Linked DNA regions of Homo sapiens: region 2 is linked to region 1. The links are chromatin loops, found by intact Hi-C in ENCODE. Cell type or tissue: tibial artery. All regions are shown on one strand. Each heading gives the region's core, and the rest is flanking DNA. Links, peaks and the distances in the headings are about the cores only. Region 1 overlaps IGFBP7-AS1 (IGFBP7 antisense RNA 1). Region 2 has its middle 91 kb from the start of LINC02380.

Region 1 (4,396 bases), core at 257-4,256:
AACCTCTCTCTTCCTTAGTAATCAAACTTAGATCCTTCATTTGTGTCAACGGAAGGGAAGTCTCCACGTAAGAAGAGCAGCTGGACCTTAAAGATCCAACTCTTATTCCTCAAGATTTATTGTCCCCTTGGAGGTCTCTAGCTAATTTCTGCAGGTCCTACAAGGCTGGCTTCAGAGGGAGCTGATTCATTATTAATTCTCCAGTTCTAAGCAGGCGAACAAGGTGGGGGACACTTGAACCTTTTAATTCCTTGGATTCACAGCTGAGCCAGGCTGGCCACAAAAGGAACTGCACACAGGCAGGGTTACAAGGCAAAGTTTACTTTTCTTCAATTTATGGCCTCATATGTCTGCCTGTCTGACTCATGGAATGTTGCCAGGTGGAGGGTTCCTGATGCCAAGAGACCGCTTAAGCCTCATCTGTGGAAGTGCTGGTTCAGCAGAGGGTGAAGCACTTTCTTCCTGGGTGGTCTCAAGTTCTCTTTTCCTGGTGATTGACTTTGGGAAGTTCTTCCTGTCACAGGAAAGCCCTACTTCTATCCATAGCAGCAGGTGAGGCCACAGCCTTTAGTCTCTACATGACTTCTTTGTCAAAATGCAACATCAAAGGGTTCACAAGGAAAAGAGACCCATGCAAATAATCCCTGGCTGCTCACAGTGTCAGGACCAGCAGCACAAGTATCCCCTGGGAGCCTATTAGAAATGCAGAATCTCAGGCCCCCAGCCCTTTTGAAACAGAATTTGCATTTTAACAAGCTGCCTAGATAGTTTGTGTGCATGCTGCAGCTTGGGAAATAGTGACAGAGCAGAGAGACAGCCTTTTGTCTACACTGTCTCTTTCCACCACAAGAAACAACTGCATTAAAGCTTGGTTCAAGGAAAAGTCCTGTGATGTCCCTGTCCTTTGGAGCTGAGGAATTAACATGGGCTCTGTGGGGTTTTTCTGGAGGATGGCAGAATTGTTGGGGATGCTTGAACTTCTGAAAATGTTTGAAGGGAGAAGGAATGTAACGAACCTTCTGCTCAGAGCAAAGCAATGAGACCGCATCATGGGTTAGAGACCACTGCACAAGTTGCTTTGCTTATTTCTATAATTGTGGTCAGTACCTCTGCCATCTGCCATCTTCCTACAGCAGTGTGTAGGCCTCTAGGAGGCTTTAGCAAGATCAGCACCCAGGTGGAGGCCTCTTAGAAGAAAAAACCCTGTCAAAGTGCAGGGGACTCCCAGACAATGCAACATTCATTTAGGCCAATCAATTCTGTCAAAAATTCATTCGATGAAAATAGTACCAAGTGGGTACTCAACTGCTTAGCCAATTTAGTCTCCACAGCAACTCTGAGGCTACAGGTAAATACAGTCTCAGGCACGGAAGGAAATCTGGTATTTATTCAGAGAGGCAGTAGACATCCCTCTGTCCCTGACTTGCTAGCTATGTGACCCAAGGCAAGTTACTTACCTTCCCCAACCAGTAGCTTCTCCATTTTAAAATGGGTTATCAGAAGGTATTGATCTTCTGGGTGTGTTGTAAATGCTAAGCTTACTATTCATTCTAGGCCAGCCAGGCATGGTGGCTCATGCCTGTAATCCCAGCACTTTGGGAGGCCCAAGCGAGGGGATTGCTTGAGCCCTGGAGTTTGAGACCAGCCTAGGAAACATAGTGAGACCCAGTCCCAGCAAAAAATAAAAAAAAATTAGCTGAGTGTGGTGGTGCATGCTTGTAGTCACAGCTACTTAGGAGGATGAAATAGGAGAATCACTTGAGCCCAAGAGCTCAAGGCTGCAGTAAGCCATGATTGTGCTATTTCACTCCAGCCTGAGTGACAGAGCAAGACTCTGTTTAAAAAAAAAAAAGCACCCTGTAATGCTATTACTCACACGTAAAGTCTTCTCTATAGGAGGTAAGAATGATATTTCAGGAGTGTAAAGAATCTTGATGTCACCTTATGGAAAGGGGATGAAAAAGAAGATGAAAAAGGCTTGTTTTCATTTTGCCAGAGTCATGGATTCCAGTTCCAGGTCTGTTTTGCATCACCATAGTCCCAAACAAGTGTAACATCCAGAGCCCAGGAGGAATTCTGGATGAAATATCAGCCAGGAGCAGGAGTGTGACAGCTGTAGGTCACTTGGGCCATAAAGTTAGTTAATGGGGAAGACAGATGAATGAGTGTATTGTGGCAACATATCAGAAGGTCTGAGGCATAAATAGTGTTGGAAAATAATAAGACAGTTGGTTCTTGAGGATCAACATTGCAGGGAAGGAGAAATGCACAACAAAAGACCATGTTGTGTTTTTGGATGGTGGCCGGGGATGCACATTCACTGCCCCTCCCCTCTTCAACCCCACTCTCCACATCCCGTGACCTGGTGGGATGCCAGTGGTCATGAGATCCCATCACATACATGAGTTTCAAGAGTCACTAACAAGCTTGTAAAGAACAGGTACTTTCTAAGGAATATTCACTCTTGCAGCTGTATTCCTAGGGCTTAAATAGCACACTGTTTTCCACTGACAAATGATTTCGGGTAGGGTGATCTCATGAACTTGTACTAATGGCAGACACATTTGAATTTCTTTTTTATTCTGAAAGTTAACTGCTGAAAGCAAATGTGAAAAAAAAATTATCTCCCTCTGTTTTATCTCTGGGAGAAGATAAAAATACGAGGTGTTTTAATTTGGCAGTGATCTGGGCGCCTTCCGCTGGCCTGTTTTTCTTTTGCGAAGAGCTCCCACTTTCAGGACTGCCGTTTCTTTGATCTTATATTCTGTCTGTGTTCAGGTACCCCTTTGTGCCTACCTGAATCGTGTGTAACAAATCATCTTAATTACTTCAGGCCTGGCTTCCTCCTCCAGTTCTCATTTTCTGAAATTCCTGCGATGGTTACCAAATAAATCAGTGTGGGGCTCCAGCCCTTGGAAACAGCACGGAGGCACCAGCAGCAGCCAGAGGAATTTCAAAGTTAGTTAAAAGGCACAGGAGGAGTGAGGGAATTGATTGAGAACCTCCCTACCCACCATGATTTTCAGCCTGGAGAGTTAGTGCTGCCTGTACTCCAATTCCATGTGCTTTGCGGGGCTCAGCCCTCACACTTTTCCCCGTAGAAGAGAGAATAATTAATGCCGTGACCCCTTGGCGTGGTAGCTAGAGCCCTGCTGTCATCAGCAGTGCCCCAAACGCAGTAGGAACACGTACCGTATTTCAAAGCCCAGGCAGGCAGAGAAGGGGGAAGGAACTGGTGGCGCGCTGTGACCTGCGGGAGCTCCCCAGCGCAGCCAGCAGGAGGCCCAAGCTAGGCGGAGAGAGGGTCGTGGGGAAGCGGGCCGCTCCCGGGACTCGTCACTGGGTTGGAGCTGGCCCGCTTGAGTGGCTCCAGTTCCAGGAAGGCCGGGTGGCGTGGGGCTGTGTTTTTTTTTTTTTTTTTTTTTTTGAGACGGAGTCTCGCTCTGTCGCCCAGGCCGGACTGCGGACTGCAGTGGCGCAATCTCGGCTCACTGCAAGCTCCGCTTCCCGGGTTCACGCCATTCTCCTGCCTCAGCCTCCCGAGTAGCTGGGACTACAGGCGCCCGCCACCGCGCCCGGCTAATTTTTTGTATTTTTAGTAGAGACGGGGTTTCACCTTGTTAGCCAGGATGGTCTCGATCTCCTGACCTCATGATCCACCCGCCTCGGCCTCCCAAAGTGCTGGGATTACAGGCGTGAGCCACCGCGCCCGGCCGGGGCTGTGTTTTAAGTGGCCGTTTGTAAGAAGAACCTCTGGCGGAGAGGTGCTGAGGCAGGCTGGGCTGTGATCCTGCACGCCAGGCGGCCTAAGGGGAGGTAATTGGGAACCGCGAGCTGACACTGCGGAAAAACCAAACACCGCATATTCTCACTCATAGGTGGGAATTGAACAATGAGAACACATGGACACAGGAAGGGGAACATCACACTCTGGGGACTGTTGTGGGGTGGGGGGAGGGGGGAGGGATAGATTTAGGAGATATACCTAATGTTAAATGACGAGTTAATGGGTGCAGCACACCAGCTAGCACATGTATACATATGTAACTAACATGCACATTGTGCACATGTACCCTAAAACTTAAAGTATAATAATAATAATAATAATAAAAGAAATTGGTATTTACTAAGAAAAAAAGTGAGAGTTCTGTGTAGGCCTTTGAAAAACACAAATCTCTTACTTGGGGAGACATTCCAGTTTAAGTATTATATTTGACAAAGTCCTAAATTATGTTTAAACTATGGTTATGAATTTTACTAGGAAAGGAAGAATTTTTATAGCAAACAAATTACAGGAATTTCAAAGACCAAAAAGAAAAAAAAGAAAATGTAAGCCGCGAAGCCGCATCAACGCCTTCCTGACAGCGGTGTCTGTTAGTCCACGGCGTCCCCTCCT
Region 2 (4,396 bases), core at 181-4,180, 140 kb after region 1:
GGTGGCCATTTAAAACATCATTTTAAAAATAAGCACTTTTCCTACTGATGTGCTTTGGGGCTTGTGGGCTAATGTTGGAGACCTGGTTCCAGCTTCCCTGTCTCCTGGAAACTTTGCCACCTCCCTATTCCTGGTCCTAGGGCCCGTGTCCAGGAGCATAGCTCTGTAGGAAGACTGTGGGATTAGCTCACACTTCCTGCTCTGTGAAATCTCTTTCTGCTTTTAAGCACCTGGATATTTCTATTTCTATATTTCAAACTCAGTTATGCATTACTTTTTTGGATCATATTTTATCCAGAACATCTATCTGTTTTTTGGAAAAGAGAACCCATTCCCATCAGCTTAGTTCATTCCCACTGCTTAGGTCAGCAGTCCTCTGGAAGACCTTCGTAGTCCAAGTAATATTGATTCAGGAAGAAAGAGCTGTGATTCTTTTAGTGAAATGTCGCAGTGGGGTCTTTGTTTGTTTTCCAGAAGGCAGACACAGGCTTCCTATCGGGGGAATCTCCTTTGCTTATGCCCACTCAGTAGTAGAGGTGTCTTTGCTCTGACATCCTCCCTAGCCCGCCGCATTACTCCCACATTGCCTTGGAAGTACTCCAAGTTATCATTGCTTTTTGTCTCCCTGGAAGCCAAGTTTTAATTCCACTTCCTATTATCCCATCACTCTGTCTCTTGGACATTCTTCCTTTGATACAGAACTGTCAGGCCCCTTTGTAAAGTGTAAACTTATTACAGTCCCTTTACTCACCCCGGCACTAATGTCTTGACTTCAAATAAATGTCCCGAAGCTCTGTTGGCTGGCCTTTACGGAGCAGCACATTTTTAAGTTACTTTCCATCTACTGTCCTCTTTTACTTTGTTTAAGATGTAAAATGAGGGCAAAGAATCAGGGGCTTAACTGATGGTGTGCAATTTCCTGCTGTCTCTATACCTTTTTTATGACATTAATTCATTGCCACTTCTCTGACCTGTGGAATCTCTTCTGGATAGAAATGACTATGAGTTAAAATAAAGTTAAAAAAAATACCAATTTGATTCAATAGTCTTGTCAGAGTTCTTGTCACTACCTCTCTGGGACAGCATACACTACTGCAGTCATTTTAACAACTGCTTTCTGTGTTAAAACACATATCTTAATTACTCATCTCCTCTACCTGAAGGTTACAGTTTTGATTTAGTTTCCTTTGGTTAGAAAATAAGTGACATCCACTTAAAGTACTTAAAGTCATCTAAATTTCCTGCCTCTACTGACTTCTCTATTTTGTTAATTTTCTCCAAACAGATCATTATGGTACAAGTACCAAGAAAAACATCCAGTTTGAGTTTTTTGTTCTCAGCATTATCATTTGATATTCTACTGTCAGAGTTTCTCAAATGTGTAGGTAGGTTGTTTGGGTTGTAAATAATAGATGCTGATTCTAGTTCATTTAAACACACAATAACAATTTATTGGTGGATACTAGGTGCTCTGAAAATCAAGGGGAGGCCTTCAGGAAATGGTTGGTGTGTTAATCAGTTATTGCCACAATAATGTTACATAAAAAACCACCTCAAAATTCAGAGGCTTGAAACAGGGTTGACTGTGGGTTGGTGGATCCTGGATGGGCTTGGCTGAGGTGGTAGGTTGAGTATTTGCCACCCAAAATAGGTATTCCTGTGACATGGGGATATAACCTTAAATGGCAAACATACAGTATTTAAGGACCTAGTGATAGAAAGATTATCCTGGATTATCTAAGTTGGTCCTAAATGTATCATAAGTGTCCTTATGAGAGGGAGGCAGAAGGAGATTGTGCACGGAAGGCAGATGTGTGATGTACAAGACAGAGATATTTGAGGACACCATGCTGCTGGCTTTAAAGATGGAAGAAGGGGCCATGAGCCAAAGAAGGAAGCTCTACAAGCTGAAAATGGCAAGGAAACAGATTCTCCCCTAGAGTCTCTGGAAGGAGCATGGCCCTACCCACACCTTGGTTTCAGTTCAGTGGAACTTCTTTTTGGGCCTCCAAAACTGTAAGAGAATAAATTTGTGTTGCTTTGAGCTACCACCTTTGCAGTAATATGTTGGAGCAGCCGTAAGATTCTAATACAGCTGTGTAGCTCTGCTTCGGGTTGCAGGTTGGCTGGGCTCAGCTCCAGGCTTTGAGTTGGGTTTAGATGTGCTCCATGTGTGTACTTCTGGGGACCCAGGGAGAGGAAAGACCCTTCCTGGGCCATGCTCTTTTTATGGCAAGTCACTAGAGCATACACATTAAGTCAAGCCACACAAGCATGTTTAAGTCCTCTGTGCATCCCCTTGGCTAATTCCTTTGACCAAAGCAAGTTACGTGGCCAAGCCCAACATCAGTGGGGCAGGGAGTCATAGTCAGCCTACAGTGGAAGGTAGGGGTTGAGGAGAATAAATGTTAGCTGAACTATAATCCAGTCCATTACTGGCAGGGATCAAGTGAATTGGCTGACTTGAATCACAGCCAGGGTGGTCTACCTACCACAAGGACAGCCTCCTTGTAGTCATTCTGTATTGGGGGCTGCTACTACTGGCTCCTGGGCACAGGAGACTGCCATTACCACTTAATGAATTCTAAACTGCTTCTTCCTTTTTTTTTTTGTTTAAATCACCTGTCAAGTGTCAATGTCCTACGTACAAACATTTGATTGGCCAAATCTAGTTTATAAGTTCAGAGAAAGCAATTGTCTCAACTTTTCAACTTCTGTATCAAGAGGCGGGGTCCTGCCTATTGCATATGAATTTTGGGTGGACACAAGCATTTAGAACACAGCAAACAATTAGACCACAGCAAGCAATTTACCTTTACACTAGGGCAGCAAGTGTTGAACATTTACTGCCTGCATTTTTCTGGGTGAGGTTCAGGTGATTAGGACTGGTCTTCTCCCAAGCTCTGACCCTTATTCTCTTGGCCTGGGCTTTGTACATTTGTGTTTTCCTTGTCTCCCTCTATATGTTAAGAAGTTTGCTCCTGCAGTGAGACCCAACATTGTAAAGGGTAGATGGGTTTATTCCATAAGGAAAGTATTAGAAAACCCATTTAGGGGAAGGTTCAGGTGCAGGCTTGAATCTGGCACTGTCAGCTATTAAGCTGATATTTTGATATCGATTTGACCTCTGTGTCTATTTTTCAACTGATTCCAAATTTATAATATGAGGGGGTGCAATTGGCAACCTCAAACTCGCTGACATTATTTTAAAGGGAGGCAAAAAGTAAAACTTGAAGTAGAGAGTGGTCAGGCACTCTCAACTCTAGCCCTATCTTATTGAACTAGTTTCATATCCTATAAAATAGTTTATTTTTATATACATGAATGGCTAAATGCCGAATGTCAAAAATAACCTGAGAAGGCAGATGACAATAGTTGAGTGGTAACCACAGTGATGAGCAACCTAAAGTGTTTGTAGTCCTGTGAGTGGGCTCAGAGAAGCTGACTATGACAGTAGCACATTATTGGGAGCTGGGACAGATCAGTTGCTGACTGCCTCCTATGTGTTAAAGTTTCTCTACTTTTGGATTATACTGGCTACATGCTTTCTGGGGAGTGCAGACGGAGCTGAGCGGACCTCACTCCAGCTCTTTCACCATGTGGGTGCAAGGACTTTCGCAGCAAGTAGTCTCTAGAGTGGGAAGTCATTATGGTCTTCTTAAGGTGTTAATAGTTATTTCTTTTCAGAGCAGCAGGAGGATGGACAGAAGAACCATCAATTCAAGGGTAATTCTTTCCTTTAATTTCTCCATCTTGACCCAGTCCACACTTCTTTTCAGATTTGAGTATCCTGGACAAGTCTAAGATGAAGCTTCACTTTTCTATGTGTTTGGAGAGCATGAAAGATACCAAAGCTTATCCTGAAGTATACTTCCTCTGCAATTCAGAGAAATTAGACTTGAAAATAGTTCCTCAAGTTTGTATAGTTATGTAGACATGTCTTTAATAGGACTTTTCCAAAGCGAATTTTATAGATCAAAGCAAAGATGCAACCCAAGATTAAAGACACCTAAATAGAAACTTAATGAAAACTTGATACAAATGACAGACATATGTAGCTAGAGTTATATGAGAGTGGCATGGACATTGGATTTTATTTCCCACCCAGCATCATTTTCCAGTCTTCTGATACTAGTAATTTTATTTTTCTTGAGTGAAATCACCCCTCCTCTACCCTCATTCTGTGTGATTTGGATGGGGCTGACTCTACTTTTTGCATATTGAGAACTGCTGTATGACCCAAATTGATCCAATGAGCTAAAATCTCATGGATTTTGATAGGACAACTAGCGGTCCTGTGTGTGGATGCAGCAACAGAGATAAGCAAAATCAAGAGATAAGGAGAGTAACAACTAAGTACTAACAATATAAGTTGAATACCTGGGTTCAGTCAAGT

The links. A loop is a pair of places that touch in the nucleus more often than their neighbours do. Peaks named below come from ENCODE experiments on the same cell type or tissue, not always from the same donor. Only the 100,000 strongest peaks of a DNase experiment are listed, where the experiment ranks them.
Region 2: it touches region 1 in a loop (2.1-fold over the local background); 1 of 110 quality-filtered maps calls a loop at or near these places.

The regions. Positions count from the first base shown.
Region 1 is chr4:57,191,251-57,195,646 of GRCh38, forward strand. All of the region lies in intron 2 of IGFBP7-AS1 (IGFBP7 antisense RNA 1), which reads left to right. Among named protein-coding and RNA genes, the nearest start is that of IGFBP7, 83 kb to the left of the region's middle. RefSeq lists enhancers at 2,813-3,314, 3,315-3,814. In tibial artery, for the core only: no CTCF peak of the experiment used is centred there; a DNase peak (open chromatin) is centred at 2,731.
Region 2 is chr4:57,333,149-57,337,544 of GRCh38, forward strand. No RefSeq gene overlaps it. Among named protein-coding and RNA genes, the nearest start is that of LINC02380, 91 kb to the right of the region's middle. In tibial artery, for the core only: no CTCF peak of the experiment used is centred there; no DNase peak of the experiment used is centred there.